Linked DNA regions of Homo sapiens: regions 2, 3, 4, 5 and 6 are each linked to region 1. A link is a contact called in ENCODE Hi-C or POLR2A ChIA-PET data. All regions are on one chromosome and are shown on one strand. The core of a region is the stretch at or near the end of the contact, and the rest is flanking DNA. Distances in the headings are between cores, read along the strand shown.

The links. A loop is a pair of places that touch in the nucleus more often than their neighbours do. ChIA-PET counts read pairs that join two places held with the same protein, here RNA polymerase II (POLR2A). Pooled maps may share reads with other maps.
Region 2: a loop to region 1 is called in a map of naive thymus-derived CD4-positive, alpha-beta T cell, with 18 times the contacts of the local background. The contact joins the promoter of GYG1 here to the promoter of PFN2 in region 1. A Hi-C loop is called at or near these places in 2 of 168 maps with a recorded cell type or tissue (CD8-positive, alpha-beta T cell and naive thymus-derived CD4-positive, alpha-beta T cell) and 9 of 50 pooled maps. POLR2A ChIA-PET finds 5 or more read pairs at or near these places in 1 of 52 experiments (activated CD4-positive, alpha-beta T cell).
Region 3: a loop to region 1 is called in a map of CD8-positive, alpha-beta T cell, with 5 times the contacts of the local background. The contact joins the promoter of HLTF here to the promoter of PFN2 in region 1. A Hi-C loop is called at or near these places in 1 of 168 maps with a recorded cell type or tissue (CD8-positive, alpha-beta T cell) and 6 of 50 pooled maps.
Region 4: a map of gastrocnemius medialis shows a loop between it and region 1 (2.9-fold over the local background). The contact joins the enhancer-like site here to the promoter of PFN2 in region 1. A Hi-C loop is called at or near these places in 1 of 168 maps with a recorded cell type or tissue (gastrocnemius medialis). POLR2A ChIA-PET finds 5 or more read pairs at or near these places in 1 of 52 experiments (activated CD4-positive, alpha-beta T cell).
Region 5: a loop to region 1 is called in a map of endothelial cell of umbilical vein, with 5 times the contacts of the local background. The contact joins the promoter of ERICH6-AS1 here to the promoter of PFN2 in region 1. A Hi-C loop is called at or near these places in 3 of 168 maps with a recorded cell type or tissue (endothelial cell of umbilical vein and naive thymus-derived CD4-positive, alpha-beta T cell) and 10 of 50 pooled maps. POLR2A ChIA-PET finds 5 or more read pairs at or near these places in 3 of 52 experiments (PC-9 and WTC11).
Region 6: a map of CD8-positive, alpha-beta T cell shows a loop between it and region 1 (2.6-fold over the local background). The contact joins the promoter of HPS3 here to the promoter of PFN2 in region 1. A Hi-C loop is called at or near these places in 1 of 168 maps with a recorded cell type or tissue (CD8-positive, alpha-beta T cell) and 7 of 50 pooled maps.

Annotation. Positions count from the first base shown.
Region 1 is chr3:149,969,287-149,973,271 of GRCh38, reverse strand. It overlaps PFN2 (profilin 2), which reads left to right and starts at 2,377. Exons shown (of 3, transcript NM_053024.4): 1 at 2,377-2,547. The coding sequence starts at 2,416. It overlaps LOC646903 (a long non-coding RNA gene), which reads right to left and starts at 1,993. Exons shown (of 1, transcript NR_036538.1): 1 at 30-1,993. RefSeq lists enhancers at 1,114-1,644, 1,645-2,176 and silencers at 2,022-2,081, 2,312-2,391, 2,602-2,841, 2,852-2,901, 2,922-3,181.
Region 2 is chr3:148,989,933-148,993,848 of GRCh38, reverse strand. GYG1 (glycogenin 1) reads right to left here and starts at 2,309. Exons shown (of 8, transcript NM_004130.4): 1 at 2,202-2,309. The coding sequence starts at 2,208. RefSeq lists silencers at 1,293-1,587, 1,621-2,670.
Region 3 is chr3:149,084,617-149,088,516 of GRCh38, reverse strand. HLTF (helicase like transcription factor) reads left to right here and starts at 1,984. Exons shown (of 25, transcript NM_003071.4): 1 at 1,984-2,200; 2 at 3,628-3,835. The coding sequence starts at 2,181. It overlaps HLTF-AS1 (HLTF antisense RNA 1), which reads right to left and starts at 2,185. Exons shown (of 3, transcript NR_046648.1): 1 at 2,039-2,185. RefSeq lists enhancers at 1,622-2,139, 2,025-2,234, 2,140-2,657.
Region 4 is chr3:149,007,918-149,011,894 of GRCh38, reverse strand. GYG1 (glycogenin 1) reads right to left here. Exons shown (of 8, transcript NM_004130.4): 5 at 2,493-2,619. Among named protein-coding and RNA genes, the nearest start is that of GYG1, 18 kb to the right of the region's middle. RefSeq lists an enhancer at 2,987-3,487. Within about 2 kb of position 2,019, at least 6 of the 41 ENCODE cell types and tissues checked have a DNase peak (open chromatin) inside an H3K27ac peak, as active enhancers do; they include gastrocnemius medialis, where a contact is called at or near this core.
Region 5 is chr3:150,701,517-150,705,543 of GRCh38, reverse strand. It overlaps ERICH6-AS1 (ERICH6 antisense RNA 1), which reads right to left and starts at 1,980. Exons shown (of 3, transcript NR_121675.1): 1 at 1,877-1,980. It overlaps ERICH6 (glutamate rich 6), which reads left to right and starts at 1,624. Exons shown (of 14, transcript NM_152394.5): 1 at 1,624-2,048; 2 at 3,366-3,423. The coding sequence starts at 1,646. RefSeq lists enhancers at 1,429-1,518, 1,669-1,748.
Region 6 is chr3:149,128,038-149,131,763 of GRCh38, reverse strand. HPS3 (HPS3 biogenesis of lysosomal organelles complex 2 subunit 1) reads right to left here and starts at 2,126. Exons shown (of 17, transcript NM_032383.5): 1 at 1,824-2,126. The coding sequence starts at 2,040. RefSeq lists enhancers at 1,585-2,084, 1,866-2,125.

The DNA.
Region 1 (3,985 bases), core at 1,128-3,627:
GAGTCTCATCTCAATAAACAAACAAACAAAAAAGCACAGGTTACTTTATTACAGTACTGAAAACCAAGACAGCACATGGACTCTCTTTGAATATATAACCTAAAAATTGAAACTGTAAAATTTAATCTATTATACAGAATTTTTTTCATAGTTGTTTAAATTTTACTGTTTGCAATTCTAGAAAAATAACATCATGTTGGAAAAGTAAGCAGTAATTTAAAATGAATTATATTTTGAAAAATATAGAAGAATGACAAGAATTCTAAATTTTTGTGAATATTTTACCCAAGAAATGTGTTTTAGAATCTTTTGAGATTTGAATTAGAAAATATTGTTGGTCAAATTCTTTCACTGTTTAAAGCCAACAATAAAAGAATAGGAAAAGAATGTAGTTATTTCCAACTCTGTGCTATAACAATAAGATAGTAACGTCTAGAAATTATATCTTAAAACCTTCAGAGTAAATTAATAAAAATTCAACATACTTCAAGTTATCACTGTATTTTTTCTATAATTACCTTTTCGTTTACTGTTTCAATTTATTGAATTATACATACAATGAAGAGCACAATAAATGTACATACAGCTTGATGAATTCTCACATAGTGAGCCTGTGTTACAAGTAATCTATTATTAACTTTTAAGATGATACAGTGCTATGATCGAAGGACTAAAATGATCAACATCACCATAAAAGGCAGAGTCATAAACAAGAACAATTAAGTGTAATTAAATCAGGTGGGAGGCACACTTACAAAAATGAAACAATTTTTGGTTCACATTTTACACCACACAGGTATTCTGTATCTTTAGAACATGAGAAAATACATATTCTCAGTCTGATAGGTCTCTGACTTGGGGGTTTCTTTTACTGTACTTTTTTTCTCTCTAGTAGCTGAACATTTTAAAGCAATCAGCAGAAAAAATATAAAACTTCAGAACCAATTAGACTTTTAAAAGCAACGTTCTTGCCCTTTCCAGAGATACATTCCTTAATCCTCCTACAAATCATGACCTCACACGATAACTTTAAGGGTGAACATCAACTTATCTACATTTTGGTGCTTTCTTTCCCTTAAGTGGCAGATGGTTTCTATTAACCTAAAATTGAAGTCATTGTTGGGGGACCCCTAATTCCATGTCTAGTCCTAGTGCCCAGAGGCTACCAAAGACGATACGAATAGCTTCTCAGGCACTCTACCCACCGTTTACCTTGTTAATACAAATCTTTCCCAGACCTGGGTCCCGAAATTATTTTACCCTGCAGAGCAGAAATGTTACGGTGTTCATTCAGTGAACTCTTCCCTAGTTTTTAATCTTTGTATTTTCTGCGTATACTTCAAGCCACCAGTAACTTTCCCAGTTACCAAGAAACAGTGTAACACAGGTCGCTATTTGTTTTGTTCGGAATTTACGAGCAATTTAACCACACGTGATTAGCAACATTAAGGGGGCTCCTCCAGGCAAAGAATCCACAGAATGAGAGGCCCTTGGTACCCAAATGAAGCAACAATGAAAGATCGGCGAAGCTCAGCAAGGTTCCTGAGCGCCACGGACGCCTGCTCTGATTTCAGGTTGCCGGCGCGCGCCCGCGGGTCTGCCTTTATGGACGAGGCGCAAGAGGGATCCAGGAAAGACGGTGCCCTTAGAGACTCGGAGATTAGCGTGGGCAACCCTGCCACCAGCTGCCCCTGCCACCAGCCGCCCCCACAACAAAAAGGAGGAAACGCTCCGCATCCCGTCACCAGGACAACTCTGTAACCCGACACCGAGGCTCAAGATTCCGCATCCCGGGCAGCGAACACAGGAGAAAAGCACATCGCGGCCCGGCCGCGGGGCTCCAAGGCGTCCGTGCCGCCGCTGTTCCTGGGGTGCCGAGAGCGACGCGGGGTCCACCCTCTCCGCCGGCCCGAGGTCCGAAGCTCGGCCCGCCACCGCTCCCGGCCGGCGCCTCCCGCACGTGGCGGCCGTGATTGTCCCGGGGCGGTATCCCTCCGCGCCCCCGCCTCAGTCTCCCCCCGCCCTTCCCGGGACCCTCCGTGCCCGGGCGCCGCGGAAGGATCGCACGCACGCGCGCGCGCACGCCCAGCCGTGTCCGCGGAAAACGGAGGGCGCTGCGGTAAGGAGCAGCCGCCACAGGCACAGCCGCTTCGCAGCCTCCCGCCGCTGGTTTGTCAGCCCCGCGGCTGCGGGCGGCCGGGCGGCCGAGCGCGCTCTGAGGTTCGTCCCTCATCGCTGAACCCGCGTCCTCCCGCCGCAGCTCCTCGGGGAGGGGGGCGGTCGGTGCCTGCGCAGAGCCGCCTCCTCCCCGCCCCCGCCCCGCCTCCCCCCGCGCCGCCGCCGCCCGCTACCGCCGCCGCCGCCGCTGCGCCTGCTGCTCCTCGCCGTCCGCGCTGCAGTGCGAAGGGCTCGAAGATGGCCGGTTGGCAGAGCTACGTGGATAACCTGATGTGCGATGGCTGCTGCCAGGAGGCCGCCATTGTCGGCTACTGCGACGCCAAATACGTCTGGGCAGCCACGGCCGGGGGCGTCTTTCAGAGCATTACGGTGAGGACCAGTGGCGGCCGGTACCCTGGTCCCTGCACCGGAGCGGGGTGGCCGGCCGCGGGGGCACCGCAGCGCGGGGCTGGAACACTGAGGGCCGAGCCCGCAGGTGTGCTAGGCAGCGGGCGCCGAGGATGCGGCTGCCGGGCGGGCGGGGAGGCCGAGGCCCGGGGACGCCCCCTCACCCGGGGCTGCGCTGACAGGCTGGGGGCGGCGGCCGGACTCCTTGCTGGCCCTGGCCGGGCGCCCCCGGCGTTCCCAGCGTCGGTCCAGGTGCCCGGGTTGGGGGAGGGGGCACGCACCGGCCAGGGCAAGGGGAGGGGTTCCTTTTTTCCTCCTAGTGCGGTTCCCCTAGGTTCTCTTGAAGCCCTGAGGTTTGCTATGCACGTTCTGGGGTGGAAGCGGGGGTCGGGGATCCGGGCTGGGGCGCGCGGGCCCCGGGTGGAGGTCCCTAGGCTCTCTGGCCGGCTCTTGCTCCGCGGACAGCGCGCCTCCCGCGCCTCCGGCTGTGGGAGGCGGCGGCCCCGGCCCGGCCCCCGGGATTCTCGAAGCGACTTTGCGTAGGTTTACCGATGTCCAGGCCTCTGGGGCTTGCGAGAGATGTACGCCGACCGCGTAGGTGGATTCGTGAATCTCGACTTCAGCTCTAGCTCTATAGGTTGTTTTTTTTTTTTTTTTAAATTCTCCAAGATGGCGAACTGCCATTGATTTCTCTTCTCATATGGAGATTCATCGATATACGGTTATCCCCAGTTATGCAACATAGCTCAAAAAAGGGGTGCTTTTCGGGGGCTTTCAATTATCTGCGAAGACCAGGAGCACACTTCACTTCTCTAAGTCCCTCCCTCTTTAGTGGTGGCAGTAAAGGAACTAATGCAGTTTTATGCTTCACATTGCCTGATTTTCTTGAGACTTGATGGTTTTGAGTTGGTTGCAATATGTTTGGAGAATATTTGCCACAAAACCTCCAGCTTATTGTTTTGCCTGTTTCTGCCCAAGGCTGTTTCTAAAATTATGATAATTGTACTAAATACGAGACCATTCTCTTTATTTCTTAGCACCACGCTCCCTTTCCATTAAGCACCAAAATTCAGGTCCCCTATTAAGGGTGCTAATTATTCTTTTACCACTTAACATGGTTTAAAGTCTAACTTTAGAACTCAGTCCTTGATAGTAGTACTTTAAGGTCTCGTATACCCGCAGTGGACTACAATTCTTGTAGGGAATTGGCATCTGGTCATCAACTTTTTTCCTGCAGTCCTCTTGTCTTTGTGTGTGAGTTCCCGCTGTCTGACTAGGAAGATTGCGGGAGTGTGCTTGGAAATGGCTGGGGCCTGCTATGACTCTGCAGTTCTGATGGGGGCGACGCCTTCCTTCTTATTCATGGAATGTTAGAATGCACGTTTTCTCCTTTCCGGTTCTGGTGGCTACCTCAGTTTCT
Region 2 (3,916 bases), core at 1,060-3,559, 980 kb after region 1:
CTCCAGGCAACTAACAGATGGTAATGAAGAGATCAAGTAGTACATTTGCTGTTTCTTCTACAAGGTACTGTAGACAGTGTTTTCAGACAAGCACAAAACCAACCGTCAAACTCAATTCAGTCAGTCTGAAAGCAGAGTCCATATTCTTCATTCTGGTGCTTACGTTTATGCCATGCCTCAGGAATGTATGTATGTATGTATTTTTTAAGACAGGGTCTCACTCGGCCACCCAGGCTGGAGTGGAGTGGTGTGATCATAGCTCACTGCAGCCTCGAACTCCAGGCATCTTATACATAACTGTTTCCTCAACGTGGAGCAAAAGCTCCCCTGCCCCAATATCCCTGAAAAATAACATTGAGTCTCTCCTCAAGTATCAGCTCCTCAAAGAGGCTTTCCCTCCTTGATGCTTCTATCTAAATAGTTATCAATCACTGATAAATAGATTTGGAGATCACCCAAGAAGCCCTAAACAACTGCCTGCTTTTCTTTGGAGAAGAAGGTGCAGGTCCATCCTGCACCCTCCCCCTCCCCCCGCCCAAACCAACAGACACGCACCCCAATCTCCAATAATCACTTAGTTGCCAGAAGAGAAGGTAAATACATGGATTTTTCCTCCTGCTGAACAGTCCCCACCCTCCCAAGACCCCTAGCACAGGCTTCAAGATTTCTCCAGTCATTCCCTGGGACAATTCTGGGCCATGTTCCATCTCCAAGAAACATTAGCAAGTTGGTGGGCATCCAAATGCATAGGACACTTCGGATCAAGTTCTGGTAGGAGTCAGTTGCTTAACCAGCGAGTTGGGACATTTTGTCATGAAGTCCTTCTCTTTCTGACCTGGCTTTCCCTCATTCTCCCTTGCCCGTTTTCCAAGGTGGAGGCTGGAAGCAGTAGAAATTCCACCGAGACATGAGAGGAAGTTGTGGGTTGCCTAGTGGGCCAGCGCATCCCTCGGCTGCTGACCTGAGAGCCATCTTCACACATTTTATTAGGCCCTCTCCCACGGCAGGCCAACTACTAAGTTGTAGGAAGACCAGTTCCCCACCCCCGAAGGGCCACCAGCTTCCCAGTCACTCACACTCTAGGAAAGCTCTGAACAGTGGCACCTGTCCCTTGACAGGCCCATCAACATCCGCCTGTACTTGCTTCTATTATCTTCAGCCCATTATAACATGGGTAACATCGCTGTCAATCTGTACCAAAAATACTTAAGCTAGGCAAAATGAATGATCATCTAACTCAAATGAAGTCCAGGTTCCAGGCGATCATGGAGAAAAATGTAATAAGGTGAGCAGGATTCAAGGATTTCTGGAAGCAAGGATATGGATGATTTCCAAGATTAAATAAGGGATAGAACACAGGTTAGAACACCAGACTAGCCAACATTACAAATGACCAAGAAAGACCAATGACAGCTGGGTAGGAGTTTAATCTTCCTAAAGACGGCTGAACTCTGGGTTACACCTGCAATCTTTGTGGCAGTTCAACTGCTGTAATAACCCTGGCTATTAGCCTCAATGACACGGAAGGACCAGCTAACTCGGAGCTTCCCAGTGCTGGGGCTAACTCGTGGAGTGGCCCGGACGCCTCGCAACAAGTGAAGCCAAAGCCGGCGCCCTCCCACCAGACGGGGCTCGCGCCCGGGGACGCTAGTCCGACTCCCGGCTTCCCGCAACCCGGCCCCAAAGGCCTAAAAATAGGCTCAGCGTGGCGGCCGGGGCCGGGGCGGGCGGCGGAGGAGCCGGGCGGAGGCCGCAGTATCCCCGCCTCGGAGCCCCTGCTTCCTGGGGTTCCGGGCCGCCAGAGGCCGGGGCAGCTCCCCACGATGCCGCTGCGCCCCGGACTCCCGCCTGGAACCCCCAGGGGAACCGGCTCCCCACCCCCACACGGCCCCGCCGCAGCTGCTCCGCCCGCCGGCCCTTCGCCGTGAGAGCAAGAGGAAGGACGAGGAGACGGAAGCAGGAACGAGAGCTCCGGCCGAGGGCCCGGGCTCTGCCCGGCTGCCCCATCCCTGCACTCTGGGGGGCGGCGGGGCGGCAGCTGACGCAGGCAGAAACACGCCCGGCTGCGGCCAGCCAGCAACTTTGCGGCGGTTTCGTCCTGCCGGGAACACTCCGGGGCTGAGGGCGGAGGAGAAGGGAGGCGGCGGCTGGGCAGGAAGCCGGGGTCCCGGGGCTGGCGGCGGCGGGCTGCGCGGCGGTACCTGTCATGGTGCTGCCGGGTGCGCAGGCGGCCGGGGCAGCCTCAGGTTGGTGACTCAGAGAAGCCGGCACCGGGAGGGAGCGCGGCCAGCGAGGAGGCACGGCGGGGAACCGAGCGTCTGCCCCGTGCGCTCTTATAGCGGCCGTCACGTGGCCGCGCACGCTCTCGCTGCCGTCCGCATCCTCCCAGCTGCGCGGCCGGCAGGGGCGGTGGCCCGCGGGGCTCCGGGTCCCGCGTCTCCCTCGGCTCCTCCTCCCTCCCTCGGGGCTAGGCTGCCGCTGCGGCTGCGGCTCACCGGCGCCCCTGCTCCTACTTCCCCGGGGCGCCTGCCCTTGTCAACCGCGCGCCCCCTGTCGCCGCTAAACCTGGGAGTTAAGGGGGACTTTGGGGCTGAGTGCGGCATCAAACTCCCCAAGAAGCCAAGGGTTAGGGAACCTTAAAAAACAAGCAAACAAACCCCAGATTACTCTAGTTAAAATCGTGAGTCTGAACTGCTTGAATGAAACGTAAAATTTACGCTTTTTTTGCAGAATTTCGATCAGCCTCTATAATCATTCCTTAGTGTACTCACAATGGTTTTGTACCCTTAACCTAAAAAATATAGTGAATATTTCGTAAATGTTAAATTCTTGGAGCCATCTGCATCAATTAGGCATTTAAGTGCTTCATTTAATCCTTGTACGAACTCAGTGAGGTGTTACATATTCATTTTACAGACGAGGAGGAAACTGAGCTCAGAAAAGTTAAATTAACTTTTCTTTTCTTTTTTTTCTTGTATTTTTAGTAGAGACAGAGTTTCACCATGTTGGCCAGCCTGGTCTGGAACTCCTGGCCTCAAGTGATCTGCCAGCCTTAGCCTCCCAAAGTGCTAACTTTTCTATAGTCATATAATATAAATGGAGAAAGTAGGATTTAAACCCTGGCAGTTTGGTTACAGAATCAACCTTCCCACCCAGAAAGTCTTGGTGCCTCTTGTACACAGGGGCTCCAAAAAGGTTAGTAAATTATTGTAACTGTGGTTAGCCAATGCTAACCTGTTTCACAAATCTTGAAATGGTCAATTTGTCATTTTTCTAGGAAGTTGAGAAATAGCTTTAATGTGATCACATCCTTCTCTGCTCCCCATCCCCAGTCCAAACACAGAACAAGCCTCGGGTAGTTCAGTTCTCTGCAAACTGAAAACTGAAATTGCTCGGTAAATGTTGAATGAGTACTGCAAAGCCATTTGGAAACCAATCAGGAAGTTGACATCAGTTCAAAAAGCAAAACAGATGCTTAAGAATAAGTGATTTATTTGCAAAGGTGGTACTGCTGTCCTCAAACCAGTTATATCACTGTTTCCTCGTGTGTGGGTGTGGATCTCCTACATCAGAATCACTTGGGGGCACTGGTTAAAGCGTAGATTTTTGGGCCTAAGCCCAGACCTCCTGAATCAGAATCTTAAGGGTAGGTTTATTTTGGTGCAAAATAATTTTGAAATCCATGCATTTTTTTTTTATAATATGTATATTCTATGGACTTTTTGAAGTCGCGTCATATACTCTTGAGGTAATGAAATACTCTGTAGGCATAATCATTATATATTTTTAATATAAAAAGCTGTTCAAAATATATTATTTGAAGAAAAACAGGTTACAAAACAAAAAGAATCTTAAGGGTAGAACCTTAAAATCAGTATTTTAAATATCACCTTCCAGGAGCCTCTCTTGAGTCCTT
Region 3 (3,900 bases), core at 735-3,234, 880 kb after region 1:
CTGTTGCTCAGGCTGGAGTGCAGTGGCTTGATCTCGGCTCACTGCAACCCATGTCTCCCTGGTTCAAGCGATTCTCCTGCCTCAGCCTCCCAAGTAGCTAGGACTACAGGTGCGTGCCACCACGTCTGCTTAATTTTTGTATTTTCTTAGTAGAGTCAGGCTTTCACCATGTTGGCCAGGCTGGTCTCGAACTCCTGACCTCAGGTGATCCACCCAACTCGGCCTCCCAAAGTGCTGGGATTATAGGTGTGAGCCATTGCGCCTGGCCAGTCTTAAGTCTGAAAGAGCTATGTTCTCATATTTGGAATTTTTTCTTTGTCTAGTGAGCATGACTTTCTTACTCTTACAAAACATCAATTTGAGCAATTTCTGGCATATTTTCCAAGAATTTATTTAAAATCTGGCATACTAAAAGCTGAACTGTATTGCCATTTGCCTCAACACACTTCAAGAAGAACATACAACAATTAAAATAATTTGAAATGCCATTGTCTTTATCTTCCTCATCAACTTTGGTCAAATGAAATAATACATTGTTTCAAATTCTATTGCTCATCCATGGTTCATGATTAGAGATCACTACAGTTTATTTACGATAATGAACAAATGTGTCTTGAAAAGCTGACTACCGGCCTGGCACGGTGGCTCATGCCTGTAATCCCAGCACTCTGGGAGGCCGAGGCGGGCGGATCACCTGAGGTCAGGAGTTCAAGACCAGCCTGGCCAATATGGTGAAACCCCGTCTCTACTAAAAATACAAAAATTAGCTGGGCGTGGTGGCGGGCTCCTGCAATCCCGGCTACTCCGGAGGCTGAGGCAGGAGAATCGCTTGAATCCGGGAGGCGGAGGTTGCAGTGAGCCAAGATCACCCCCATTGCACTCCAGCCTGGGGGACAGAGCAAGACTCCATCTCAATAAAAAAGAAAAAAAAACAAAAAAAAGAAAAAAGAAAAGCTGACCACCTAATATTATTGTGCTGACAGGCGTGTAACATGGACCTCTCTGTGACGCGCAAGTATTATCTGGCAGTTACATGGTGCCGCCTGTGCAGCTGGGCGCCACCACCAGCTTCCTGCCCTGTGCGATTAAAAGGCCAGCTTCGGGGACAGCAGCCTCCTCAACGCAAAGCGACCAGCCCTGCCAGGCGTCGGCTGCAGCTGGTCCAAGGTTGACGGTCCCAGGGCCGCATTCTCCTTCCGGTCACCTCAGACTCTGGAAAGAGAGCCATGGAGGGCCTCAGAGCGCCCCTCTGCAGTTCCTTGAGGAAAACAAGGGCCTCCCCCTCTTGGCTGGAGCAGCCAAGTGCCCACGGGGAAAATGGTCCCGTCCACCATTTCAGGCAAACGCCCCCATAGCTGTAATAAACATGTGATGGGTTTCCTGCACCAAGAAAGGAAAATTTTCCTTAAAAATAACAAAAAGAGGTGGGGAGGGGACTCTAAGTTCCATTTAAGATTTTCCAAACTCGTTGTGTCTCATGCATACGCTGAGGCTTAACATGAAAATTTGGAGCGAAAGTCCCCACGGTTCACCACAGGGAATGAAGTAAAGTATCTCGCCGGTAGCTCTAGGTCTCGTAAACCGTGGAGCTCCTTTAGTATAAGGCCCTATTATGTGCCACATTAGATGAGAAGAAAATAAGAGGAAGGATACGGTAGAGCCTTTAGAATGGGGTTCAGTCTTAGGACTCGTAGGATAAAGGAAGGTCGTTTCCCTCCGTTTGAGGCAGGGAATCAAACAAAACACCGGCACCGCAGGCACCGCAGTCGCACTCCTGGGGCCTCGTGGCTTTCCCGCGCGCCCGCCTTGGGGGCGGGGAAGAACCCGGATGGAACCACCCTTGCAGCCCGGACCCCCCGCCGTCTTTGAATGGCAGCGGGGCGGAGTTGCCCTCCCTTCTGTGCTCTGACTGGTTTGGCTCCGCACTCTCCTCTTCGTGATTGGGCTTTCCTAGTGCCAGTCACAGAGCGACGCTGGTCTCCCAGATTGTTGCAGAAGGAGACGGCGTCGACGTCTGACTGGACTCGCGGCGACTTACCTTTCAGTCGTGCGCTCCTGATCCGGCGCTCGGAATTTGTCCCCGGCTTCAGGGCTGCGGGGCCTGGAAGGAGGCGTATCGAGGCGGCTCGAAAACGATCCAGGGGAGCCGAGGCGCTCCTCTTGTCATCCCACTCAGCGCCATGTCCTGGATGTTCAAGAGGTGAAGGGGGCGGAGGGGGTGGGGCGCTCGGTCTAACGGCCTGGAGGCGTCCCCAAATGAACCTGACCTTCCCCGCGTTCCTCTGCGTTCCCTGGGCGATTTGTGCAGCTGTATTCGTTCTGTTGGTCGCATATGTGGCCGCCGGAGAAATAAATGCATTGTCTTCGCTGGCGAGTAGGGGCTCCTAGGGCGAGTCCCGTGTTAGGGACTTGGGAAATCTCTGTCACCGACTGTGGGGGGCCTGGGGCTTAAAGCATCTCGGCCAGTGCTTTATTTAACAAAACATCCATTAGATACCCACTGTGCGCCAGGCATTGTGCTCGGTGGAGGGCCGAGTAAGACAGTCCTTGTCCCCAAGTGGCTCACAGCTTATCTGTATGCACAGACGTGCAGATAAGTATTTGCAGAGGCGCTAGTAGAGATATGCGCCACTTGCAAGGAAAACGCATCGCAAATAAGCGACTGTTCTTAGGAGAATGGAAACTTTTTGCAATGCTCCAGTAGACTCCCCTTCACTTTTCATTGTCCAAATTGGTATTTATGGTCATTCCCGAAACAGTTACACCTAATGGGTTTGGGGTTATGCTTAAACCGGCGACGGAAGGCGGGTACGGGTGGCTTGGGGCCAATTTCCCACGGTGGCGTGGTTTGGATACCAGAATAGGTGTTCTGCTCGCAGGGAGTTACAGTGATGGATGCTGGATGTATTTTCTGGAAAATTATAAACAACTTCTGGTACATTAATAGTTGTATTTTTATAAGTCTTTTATATAGCTCAATCCCTATTGAAATTTTGGCATATGATTTCATTTTTTAAATTATTTTTTTGACATGGAGTCTCGCTCTGTCGTCCAGGCTGGAGTGCAGTGGCACAATCTCGGCTCGCTGCAACCTACGCCTCCCGGGTTCAAGTGATTCTCCTGCCTCAGCCTCCCGAGTAGCTGGGATTACATATGGGCGCCACCACGCCTGGCTAATTTTTGTATTTGTAGTAGACAGGGTTTCACAATGTTGGCCAGGTTGGTCTCAAATTCCTGACCTCAGGTGATCCACCTGCCTCTGCCTCCCAAAGTGCTGGGATTCCAGGCGTGAGCCACCGCATCCGGCCCATAATTGTAGTTACAGACATCATATACATATCAATTTAGATGATTTTCACTGGGAAAGAGGTTAGTGAACTCTGACTAGGCTTTTCATTTTGAATACCTAGGGGGCAGGTAGAAGAGCCAATATTGAAAACAGGTAGAGTTCCTAGAAGCCTTCTCCACTCACTGCAATTCCTGCTTTAACGAGAGTAACTATTAATCTTTACCGTGATTCCCATGTAAGATTTCATTTGCTGAAGTAAAGCATGAGAAAACTACTCATATGGTCTTTGGAAATACTTAAATATTATATTGTTTTTCTTTGCCTTTAAAAAAAAATAGGGATCCAGTTTGGAAGTACTTGCAGACTGTCCAGTATGGAGTTCATGGAAATTTTCCACGCCTCTCATATCCAACTTTCTTTCCACGTTTTGAATTCCAAGATGTTATCCCTCCAGATGACTTTCTAACTAGTGATGAAGAAGTAGATTCCGTTTTATTTGGAAGTTTGAGAGGTCATGTGGTTGGACTACGCTATTACACGGGAGTAGTGAGTATAATAGTAGATAATTAAATTTTGATTATATTTCTGGCGTTAACCTAGAAAATAAGAGA
Region 4 (3,977 bases), core at 770-3,269, 960 kb after region 1:
CTCCAGCCGGCCCTGGGCCAGCTGAAATCCGGCTAATGGACGGAGTTGTTCCCAACTTTCCCAGTGTGTCATATTCTCTATGGTTACAATAAACCCGGGGGATTTCCAAAATTAGCACTCATTCATTGAGCCAGGAAGAAGAAAACCATCCTGTTTCAGTAATTTAGATCTCTAACTGGTTTTTTGGGGGCAATTCATTTGGAGGATATAAAATCAACTGGGTTCTTGAGAGAAAGGGCCAAGGTTCTAGCAAATTAAGTCTGTCTTACCCCTCAAAACTTAACTCTGCTCCACCTGCTTCTTGTGTGTTAAAATAAAAGTACTGCAAGCAGTGTCTGCATAAACCAGGCTATCCCCGAAAGGTACAACGTGCTCAATGGTGCTAAGGTGGAAATCAGATGGAGTCAAACAGAACCACATGCTCACTGTGCAGGACTGAGTGGAATGGTCATACTATTCAAAAGTCTTTCTCCTCTGCACTGTCAACTTTTTGCTTGCTAAACTGAATTCAGTCAATTAAACTATAAGCAAATGTCCTATTATAGACAAATTCGGCTCTAGGGGTCACACTGTCATGGTTTGCAAGAACACTATTCAGACTAGCAGGGTTATAAGTAAGGATTAAAATGGATCAGGTTCACATTTCCATGTGAGACACGTTTGTATTTTACAAGGCCAAGGACTGAGAGGTGAAAATAATGCTTCTCCTATTCCTCCCTTGACAGTGAATCCTGTTGTCTGCTTTACTCAGAACACAGTTGGTGTGTTTAAGAGTCTGCTTGTTCCCATTGTACAAAGGGAAGAGAATGTAATATGTTGGAGACATATACCAAGGGAACAGTTAGGGAGGAAAGAACATGAGATGCTTCTAATCCTTATCTGGAGGATGTTGATAGAGTCTTCCCAGAAAAGAACAGAAAAGGAAACATTGCTGCTACAAAAAGCCAGACATGCTTATTACCGTGGTGTAAGACTTACGGAGAGGACTTTGGATAATGAAATATGAGGAGTGAAAGGCCCTTTGTTTTCCGCTAACTCAGGAATGTCCATATGGGACAGAGATTGGCCCAACTCAGTGAAGGGCTGTGCTGCTCACAACTGTCTCAGGATCGACCTGACAGCTAGTCCCCTGTTCAAGAAATCTAAATCATCTTCTTAGTTAAACACAAATGAGTCAGAGGCTAAATAATAGGATCCTGTCCCTAACAGTGAGATAAACAGTGCAGCAAGGCTGTATTAGTTGTAAGGTGTATCAGAACTGCACCAGGGGCCGGGAGCAGTGGCTCATGCCTGTAATCCTAGCACTTTGGGAAGGCAAGGTGGGCAGATCACCTGAGGTCAGGAGTTCAAGGCCAGCCTGGACAATGCGGTGAAACCCCATCTCCACTAAAAATACAAAAATTAGCCGTGTGTAGTGGCACGTGCCTGTAATCCCAGCTACTAGGGAGGCTGAGGCAGGAGAATCACTTGAACCAGGAGGTGGAGGTTGCAGTGAGCCAAGATCATGCCACTGCACTCCAGCCTGGGCAACAAAGTGAGACTTCGTCTCAAAAAAAAAAAAAAAAAAGAACTGCACCAGGGACTGTGCGTGCTAAACAAGCACGTTACCAAAAACAACAAATGTCCACTGAGCACTTTATATGTATTAATTTGTTTCATCCTCCTGACAACCCTATGAGGTAGGTACTATTTTCCTCCTCGTTTTACATATGGAGGAGCTGAGGCACCAAGTCTTAAGTCATGTAGCAGATAAATGACAGAGTGAGGACATATGCCCTGCCTTTCTGGTTTACGAATTACTCTGAACACTATATTGCTTCTCTCAAATAAAAATGACTAACAATCTAACGTGTACTGAGCAGTTGGGTAGACCAGGCCCTCTTCTAACCATGCTACATGATTACCTCCCTTACTACCCACAATAACCCTATGAAGACATGGAGGCAGAAAGAAGTTCAGTAAGTAGGCCAGGAAGTGGTCACTGCAGGATGTGAAGTGAGGTCATCCAGCTCCAGAGCCCTTATTCTTAGCCACAGCAGCACACTGCTGCCTGCATCTGGCTTAATCCCCACAACAATTATGAGGGAGCTTTTAACACCTTTTTGCAGGTGAAGGAAACCAAAGCTCAGCAGCCAGTATGGGGAAGACATTGAGTTAGGGCACAAACTCAGCTCCTCCAAGTTGTAAGTCTGCAGAGCTTAAGAGTCTGTGTTTTTGACCATGACATATTAATAACTTACCAGAGGGCCATGAACCCCAGAAACTGATGGGAACCTTGTCCCAAAGGCAACTAAGGACCCTAGGGTCAAGCATGAGGCAACCGATAACATCAAGGCCTCTCCCCATTGCAGCCACGGTTCTTACAAGAGAAACTTTCCTCAAAGTGTCTATCTGTTATTTCCCTCGGAATGACAATGAAGCAGCCCCAAAATTGTACACCCCAATTCTCTGCCCTCAACATCTCCAACAATAGTTAAACCATCTGCACTTACACTTTAAATGCCGGGAGGTAGGAGTATATAGAGATGCTGCTTAGGTTATAAATAAACGGCAGGTGTTTTCTGATATCTGTTGTTGCCCAGCTGCTAAAAAATGTGTTCAGTATGCCTTGGTCCCCACCTAAAAGAAAAAAATATATAAATTAGTTAACAGATCTCTAGACAGTTTAATAATTTTATAGGAGCACATAACTGGACCTTTAAAAATAGACACTAATTCCATTTTTTTTTTTTTTTTGAGACGGAGTCTCGCTCTGTCACCCAAGCTGGAGTGCAGTGGCACGATCTCAGCTCACTGCAACCTCTGCCTCCTGGGTTCAAGCAATTCTCCTGTCTAAGCCTCCCGAGTAGCTGGGACTACAGGTGCATGCCACCACGTCAGGCAATTTTTTGTTATTTTTAGTAGAGATGGGGTTTCACCGTGTTGGCCAGGCTGGACTCGAACCCCTGATCTCAAGTGATACACCTGCCTTGGCCTCCCAAAGTGCAAGGACTACCAACGTGAGCCATCACGCCCGGCCCTCATTTTTGAGTTAAGTTCCTTGACACACCAATTAAAAACATTTTAAGGAGTGGCCATTTCCCTGATTTAACTCATTAATTCGACAAATATCTATTGAGCAGCTACTATGTACCAGATACTGTACTAGGCATTGCAGAGTCAACAGTGCACAAAGAGATATGGTCACTGTCTTCACAAGGGTCAGGTGGGAGACACCAACAGCAGCAAATCAAATCAACAAACATCACACAGATGGAGATGAATGCAGTGAAGGAATGTACGTGGCACTACAGGCACACGTGGAAGTGGCTTGAGCTACATCTGATGGGCGAAGGAAGGCTTCCACAAGGAAGTTGTGTTTAAACCAATATCTGAGGGGTGCACAGGCATACCTGAAAAATGCCGATGGGGGAAAGACGGGGGACCGTGTCCCAGGCAGAACAAAAATAGTGCACACCACCGACCTGTGGCGGGCAGGAGCATGAGGCTATGGATAGAAGGCCTGGAAGGTGGCCTGAGTAAGTGGACTCGGCGGGAATGAGTTGCATGGCACCAGGTGAGTCTCAGAGAAGGCGGCAGGGACCAGACCACATAGGGATCAGGTTGTACACTTTATTTCCAGTTAAAGATTTCAGACTTTCCCCTGAGTATAACAGGACAAAAAGAATCAAAAAGTAAAAGAGAGCAAACTGGAACAATGGAATTGTTTTCCAGGGCCCACAACTGTTGGCTTATCAACAGAGGGCCCAGAAGGCCACATTACCCCTATGGTGCACTCTCCCACCACTGACCAAAAGTCTCTGGGCAGATCCTGCTCAGTCACCACTGTGGCCAGCGTCAGCTACAATGATACAGCAAAGTGTCTGCTCAGCCCTTGGGGCTCCTGGACTTCATATCTTCCTCAGAAAGCGGGGATCATGGCCATTCATTCAAAAGAAATAAAAACAATACAAGACACATTCTTCCATATATTTCAT
Region 5 (4,027 bases), core at 731-3,230, 730 kb before region 1:
CCTCTCTGGTCACCACATTTTGCCCTTCCTTTTAAAGCAACTCAGATGTCTCCTCTCATCTGTGCTGCCTGCTCCTTTAGCCTGCAAGAACTCTACTTTCAAAAATATTCCCTAGCCAGGCACAGTAGCTCACGTCTGTAATCCTAAGAACTTTGGGAGGCCCAGATGGGAGGATCTCTTGAGCCCAGGAGCTTGAGACCGAGAGTTTGAGACCAGCCTGGGCAACATAGCAAGACGCCATCTCTACAAAAAGTAGTCCCAGATACTCGGGAGGCTGAGGCGGGAGGATCAGCTTGAGCCGGGAGGAGGAGGTTGCGGTGAGCTGAGATAGCACCACTGCACTCCAGCCTGAGCGACAGGGTAAGACCCTGTCTCAAAATAAATATAATACAGGCCAGGCACTGTGGCTCACGCCTGTAATCCCAGCACTTTGGGAGGCTGAGGCAGGCAGATCACGAGGTCAGGAGATCGAGACCATCCTGGCTAACACGGTGAAACCCCATCTCTACTGAAAATGCAAAAAATTAGCCAGGCGTGGTGGCACGTGCCTGTAGTCCCAGCTACTCGGGAGGCTGAGGCAGGAGAATTGCTTGAACCCAGGAGGCTGAGGTTGCAGGGAGCCGATATGGTGCCACTGCACTCCAGCCTGGGTGACAGAGCGAGACTCCGTCTCAAAATAAATATAATATAATATAATATAATATAATATAATATAATATAATATAATATAATATATAAAATTGGCCAGGCGTGGTGACACACATTTGTTGTCCTTGCCACTTGGGAGACCGAGGTGGGAGGATCACTGGAGCCCAAGAGTTCAGGGCTGAAGTGAACCATGATGCCGCCACTGCACTCCAGCCTGGGTGACAGAGTGACATCCTGTCTCTCAAAAATAAAAAATGTATATATTTTACAAAAATGTAAGTAAATACAAAGTCCCAGAAGGACGCAGGTGGTACCTAGGTGGCCAGATGCTTCAGGACTTTTCTACTCCAGGATGGATAGATGGGCCAAGTAAGAAGCAGGACCCAGATCACAGCAAGGAGCAAAATTTATGGGACGCTAAAAATGTCGCCAATCAAGATTAATTAATATTAATCTAACAATATTTAAGATAACTAACATTTAAGGCAATTTTAATACGCTTATTAATATTTAAAGCTATTTTAAAAATATCCGCAAACGAGGGCCCAAGGGCTGGCGCCTGATTTTGTAAATAAAGTTTCACTGGACGTTCCAGCAAGCATCTGTCTACTCAATAACCAGACTCCAGCATCCGCAATACCAAATGGCACCGTGTGTGTCCGTCGCTAGAAGCCACTTCCTCCACCCAAGTTAAAAAAAAAAAAAAAGGCCCCAAATAAGCTGAGAGACGAAGAAAAGATCGTTTCTCCGCAGGCTGCCAGGGGTTTCAGAGACGCTGAAGAGCAGGGACAGAAAGAAGTCTGCGGTGGCCCCCACCGGCCCTCGGCACCCACATTCTATCCGGCTAACCAGCTCCTGCCGCTTTAAATCCGGGAGGCTCGGTGGCGCAGGGCAAGCAGTTGCCCGGGGAGACCAACGCACAACAGAGGCTCGCGCTCGCGAGAGCCGACCGGGGCCGCGGCCAAAGAGCTGGCTGTAATCCCGCCTCCCGCCAGCCATGGCCCACTTGCGCTCGCCTAGCGGCTTCGGAGACCCGGGGAAGAAGGACCAGAAGGAGTCAGAGGAGGAGTTAGAGGAGGAGGAGGAGGAGGAAGAGGTGGAGGAGGAGGAGGAAGAGGTGGAGGAGGAGGAGGAAGAGGTGGAGGAGGAGGAGGAGGAGGTGGTGGAGGAGGAGTTGGTGGGGGAAGAGCAGGAGTTGGAGGCCCCTGAGACGTTCAGCGAAGAGTACCTCTGGAAGGTCACGGACATCGGTGACTACGACGACGACTTCCCAGACGTGCGCCCCCGCTTAGCCAGCATCGTCAGCCCTAGCCTGACCTCTACGTTCGTGCCCAGCCAGAGCGCGACCAGCACTGAAACGCCGAGCGCAAGCCCACCCTCCAGCACCTCCTCGCATAAAAGTACCGCCCCCGACCCACCCCTTCCTCGAGGGTTTCTCGTCTCCAGGGGGCACCTGGTCCACCCACTCCTGGGTGGTGCCTTCGTCGACCTGCGCGTCGTGCCTGATTTCTAAATGCATGCACCATTCCACACACCTAATCTCTCTCACGCCCTTGTCAGAGACACTGAACCCTTGGCTGAGCTGTTGTGATGAGGCACGATTTAGGATATAGGCGAAACACCATAAAAGTTGAACTTGGGCATGGCTGTATGAAGTGCTTTTTTTTTTTTAGACAAGAGTCTCGCTCTGTCGCCCAGGCTGGAGTGCAGTGGCTGCAGCCTCGACCTCCTGGGCTCAAGCCTCCCACCGCAGCCTCTCGAGTAACTGGAACTACAGGCACACGCCACCACACCCAGCTAATCTGGCGTCTCACTATGTTGCCCAGGCTGCTGGGAGTGCTCATTTTTATAACATTTTTGCGTGCATTCACACCGTGACATCTCTCTCTCTCTCTCTCTCTGTTCCCCCTCCCCTCCCTCTTCCTCCCCTCCCTCTCCCCTCCCCCTCTCTTTCTCTCTCCCTCTCTCTCTCTCTCACAGACACACACACACACACACACACACACTCATATTATTTCCAGAGAAGTGCCTTAAGGGTGCTGTACTACTGAAACAGTCCTGCAAAAAAAAAAAACAACTCTCTTTTGTGTTTAACATCCTGTGCTGAAGCCACTCCAGTCACTTCCTTGAAAAAAGAAGCAGAGAAGTCTTCTAGAGTAGGCTTCTCAAGCTCTAGTGTTGACATTTTGGTCTGGATAATTCTTTGTTGGGGAGGATTGGGGACTGTCCTGTGAATTACAGGATATTTGGCAGCATCCCTGTCCTCTACCCGTGGCTGTGCTAGAAGCACACATCCTTGCGATGATCAAAAATGTCTCCAGGCCGGGCGCGGTGGCTCACGCCTGTGATCCCAGCACTTTGGGAGGCCTAGGCGGGCAGATCACGAGGTCGGGAGATCGAGACCATTCTGGCTAACATGGTGAAACCCCGTCTCTACTAAAAATACAAAAAATTAGCCGGGCGTGGCGGCGTGCGCCTGTAGTCCCAGCTACTTGGGAGGCTGAGGCAGGAGAATAGCGTGAACCCGGGAGGTGGAGCTTGCAGTGAGCCAAGATCGCGCCATTGCACTCCAGCCTAGGCGACAGAGCGAGACTCCGTCTCAAAAAAAAAAAAAAAAAAAAAAAAGTCTCCAGACATTGCCATGTGTTCCTGGGGGGGGTAGAATTGACCTTTTGATTTAGAGGGAATAGCTGATTTTTAAATGTTTCATTCAACAGGTTTCCCTAAAATATTTCAGACATTTAGGAAAGACATGTCTGAAATGAGTATAGATAGGTAAGAAAATGTTTTCAAATTTCACATTTTTTGAACCCAATAATGTTTACCTTTTGGATAAACATGTTAGGAAGTAGAGTAAAATAATCCAGGGCATTTGTGACTTACTTATTTTAAAAAGTTTTTTTTAAATATACACTGGTAGACACTTTGAAAGAGATAAAGGTTCCCACTTATCCCCAGCTTATTACCTAGCTCTAGAGATTACATGTCCACTTATCAATGTAACATGAAAGAATAACTATATATGCCATGTGTGCAATTGTAAGTGCTTGAGAATTTTGAATATAGCTTTTATTGGCTAAATGCAAGAGTGACCAGGGACGCCTTTTGTGGAAGAGAGTGGAAATAATAGCTTTTCCTTTTTCCTCTCTCTCTCTTCTTTTTCTTGTTATTGCTATTAGCCTTCAGGCACTTTAACTATAGTAAGAAGATACCAGTGAAATGCCTTCTGGAACATCTTTGTAAATATTCCCTGAAATCTCACACCAAACCTGAGTCAATGATCTTGAATTATTAGTTACCCTAACTTTGCTTTTGTAAGCAACTTTTGAATTCTTAAGTCTAAGGAGAATTGTTCTGTCTCACTTACATGTTTTTAGTT
Region 6 (3,726 bases), core at 877-3,376, 840 kb after region 1:
GACACGCCTGCCTTCCTCACTAAGCTTAATCATTTCTAGCTTTTGATTTAAAGTGAGAGACGTCCAAGTGTCACTTGAACATTTAGAAGACATTGTAGGGTTATTAATTGGCCTGATTTCAATATTGTTGTGTCTCAGGGCCTAGGGCAGCCTGAGCAGGCAGAGACGATCAGAGCAGTAATCAGAACATACACAACACATATCAATTAAGTTCACCATCTCACATGGGCACAGTTCATGGCACCCCAAAACTACTACAATAGTAACATCAAAGATTGCTGATCACCGTAATAGATACAATAATTATGATAAAGTTTGAAATATTGCCAAGAACTATCAAAATGTGACTCAAGAGACATGTAGTGAGCACATGCAGTGTGAAAAATGGAACTGGTAGATTTGCTCCACACAGAGTTGCCACAAACTTTCAATTGGGGAGAAAAAAACACGCAGTATCGGCAAAGTACAACAAAGTGAAATGCAAAAAAAACAAGGTATGCCTGTATATGTCTTTACTTGACAAAATAAGCAGTCAGATACTATGTATGGTAACCCCACAGTTTTTAATTGAGCCACGAAATCCCAGGGTCTGGATATCACTGATCTATTTATTCAACTTTTTGTTTTTTTTTTTTTTTTTTAACATAAACTCAGACCCCAAGGTTTCTATAAACTCACACCGAACCAGCTGCGGGGTAGGGATTAGAGAGAGATCTCCAATCTTCCAGGTTCAAGTTCTCCACTTCATTAATAGCATAGCCACCAGCTTTTGCAACGTAAATACTGAACTTTACACCCATCTTGTAAAGTATGAATCGAAGGTAAGTGTATTAAAGGAATTATATGGTAAATTCTTCTGTAATCTAAAAGGGATCTAGTTTTAAATGTTGGATTTTTCTAAAATAGGATTCACCCACACAGTATTTCCTTGGTATTGCTTCACATTTCTGGTGTGAAAGAGTAACGGCTGCTCTTACAACTGTTTGTTTTTGTTTGTTTTGGGACGGAGTCTCACTCTGTCGCCTAAACTGGAGTGCAATGGGGCAATCTCCGCCTCCCCGGTTCAAGCGATTCTCCTGCCTCAGCCTCCCAAGTAGCTGAGACTACAGGCGCCCACCACCACGTCCGGCTAATTTTTGTATTTTTAGTACAGACGGGGTTTCAATAAATTGACCAGGCTGGTCTCGAACTCCTAACATCGTGATCCGCCTGCCTCAGCCTCCCAAAGTGTTGGGATTACAGGCGTGAGCCACTGCGCCCGGCCACAGATGTTTAAGAGAAGAGAGGGGGGCAGTCTGAGTTCTACTTACACACATTTAAAAATCAACACATAATGTGAGCTTTCAAAAACCGACCGGAAGTAGATGGAGGTACAGATGTGAAAGAACTGCCAAGAGTTGGAATAATTGTTAAAGCTGGGAGTACTTGGAGGTTCCGGGATACAGTACTAGTCTCCTTATTCCTACTTGTTTTTTTGGTAAGTCTTTGAAATCTGATGCACTAAAGAGTTTTTTGTTGTTGTTTGCTTAAGTATCCGAGATGAGTGGAATCCAGCCAGAGGCCTTTCTGCAGAAAACCAAGACGAAGAGATGTCAGCGTCTCCGCCCCGACAGAAGCAAGCTCATACCTATGCTTGCCGCGACAACCGCATAGCTCAATGCGACTTCAAGCAATCAGCGGCCAGACCCAGGGAGACCATCCGGCAAATTCCGGGAAGCAAGAAGTCCCATCCCTAGCTAGAGCTACAGCCCAGACGTTCGGTCCGCTAGCTAGGAGGCCTCAAGCTGGACCCCAGGCGGCCCCTGGCTCTCTAGATTACTCACCAGCCTCGCTGTAGGCCAGGCGCAACACCCGGCCCAGCGTGGAGAAGGCGCACCGCGGCTGGCACAGCTCCTGGCCGGCCACCGCGAACGCCTCCACCTTGCAGCCCGCCGCCACGAAAAGCGCGTCACGCCCCCCGCCACAGAACCGGTCCGGCTCCAGCTTGCAGGGCACCACCTGCTGCGACCCGAACGGGTGCAGGTTGTACAGCTGCACCATCCCGACGTCCGGCGGGATGGCACAGCCTGCCCGCCCTGCAGGGCGCCCGGAGACCCCGCGCTGACCGCGAATGTAGGACTACTTCCGCGAGCGAGCCAATGACGCCGGGTCACGTGAACGCCAGCCGGCCCCGCCCGCGGCTCCGCTACTTAAAGAGGCCGCCGCGGGGCGTGGCAGGCGTCGGGAAAGCGGTCACGCCAGCCTGGTCAGCCCGCGCTCTGGCGCTGCAGTGCTTTCGGTCTCTGCGCCTCCCACTCCGCCGCGCGAGCTTGCCACTGCTCTATGCTCAGTGGCCGGTGGGTGCGGGGACCGCTGGGTCCCTGCCTTTCGTCTTTTACTGCTTTGGGCCAGGCGGTATGTTTTGGCTTTTGAGTACGTTCTGACAATTCATCATCTATCTTGTAACATTTTGTACTTACTTTGAGGAGCGTTATTCATGTCTCTTCAGTAGTCCCTGAGCTTCTGGAGGATGGGGTTGCAAAAACTGAAATGGGGTGCAACTCGGGGCTAAACACTCTGAAGAGTTGCTTTAAAATAATGGAAATTCTAGAATAGTTCAGCTGGAAAGAGCAAAGCCTTGAACGTGCTTGGCAAAAAGATATTTGTTGAAAGAAAGAATCCATGGACTTCATCTTGTAGGCATTTGACAAAAGACTAGTTTGAGCCCCAGAGGATAGAAGAACTAGGAGGGAAATCCCCTGGCTTTCAGTCCAGTGCTCCTAAAACTATGCAGTAAATTATCTATTCCTGACATCTCAACGTGGAGTTCACGATCGCAACACTTTCCCTTTTCTAAAAAAATCAGATTTAGATAAAACAAGTAGTATAACTTTGTCCAGTTCACCTAGAAAATATATGTGTTAGCATGGATTGAGGGATGCTGTTTTATTTAGGCACACAGGGACATAAATGAAAGTGCAACATTTTCTTCAGTCAGTTTCCAGTTCAGAATTTGTAAATTAGATGCAATTGGATTGAAGTTAAACTTGCCTCCCTTTCCTAGGCCCTTCAGATGAATAAAGTACCTCTAAGTAATGGGAAACAACAGGTTCGTCAAACTCAGTGAGTTAGAGAAGTAAACATGGAGGTAGCTCAGGTCAGGAACTAGGGCTGCAAAAAATCACAGAAGGCTCCTATGGAAAACAACCAGACTAATAGTCCACAAGTTATTTGTTCTAGATACAAAACTTAAGAGCAAATATCAAAATCAATAGTAAAAAAGATTCCTTTCCACAAGTATCTGCCATATTATTCTTTTTGGCTTAATTTTCTTCTTCAAGACTTAATTATCCTAATTCAATTTTCTCCTAATGAAGACTGATATTAACTTTAGTGTAATTTCACCTGCATAAAAAGAATGTCTGTTTTGGAGAAAGAAGTGAGATTTGCTCAAAACCTGGAACCCCATTCCTTCCTAGAGATAGTGTCTTCTTCCTTGCTGTAGTCACTGCACCTGACTCATCTAAGATTCTTTGGGAAGAGACATGCTACCCAAGGGAAGGTGGGGCATGTGTCTGGTTTCCACGTTTGTCAGGAGCTGTGAGCAGGAGCTGCCCACTTGTATTCCTGTTACGAATGCAGGGGCAGCAATGGCACACCATCAATTCCTTGCGGGAGGTTGCATTTGTTTGCAAGGGCTGCCATAACAAAACACCACAGACTGGGTGGCTTACACAATAGATATTT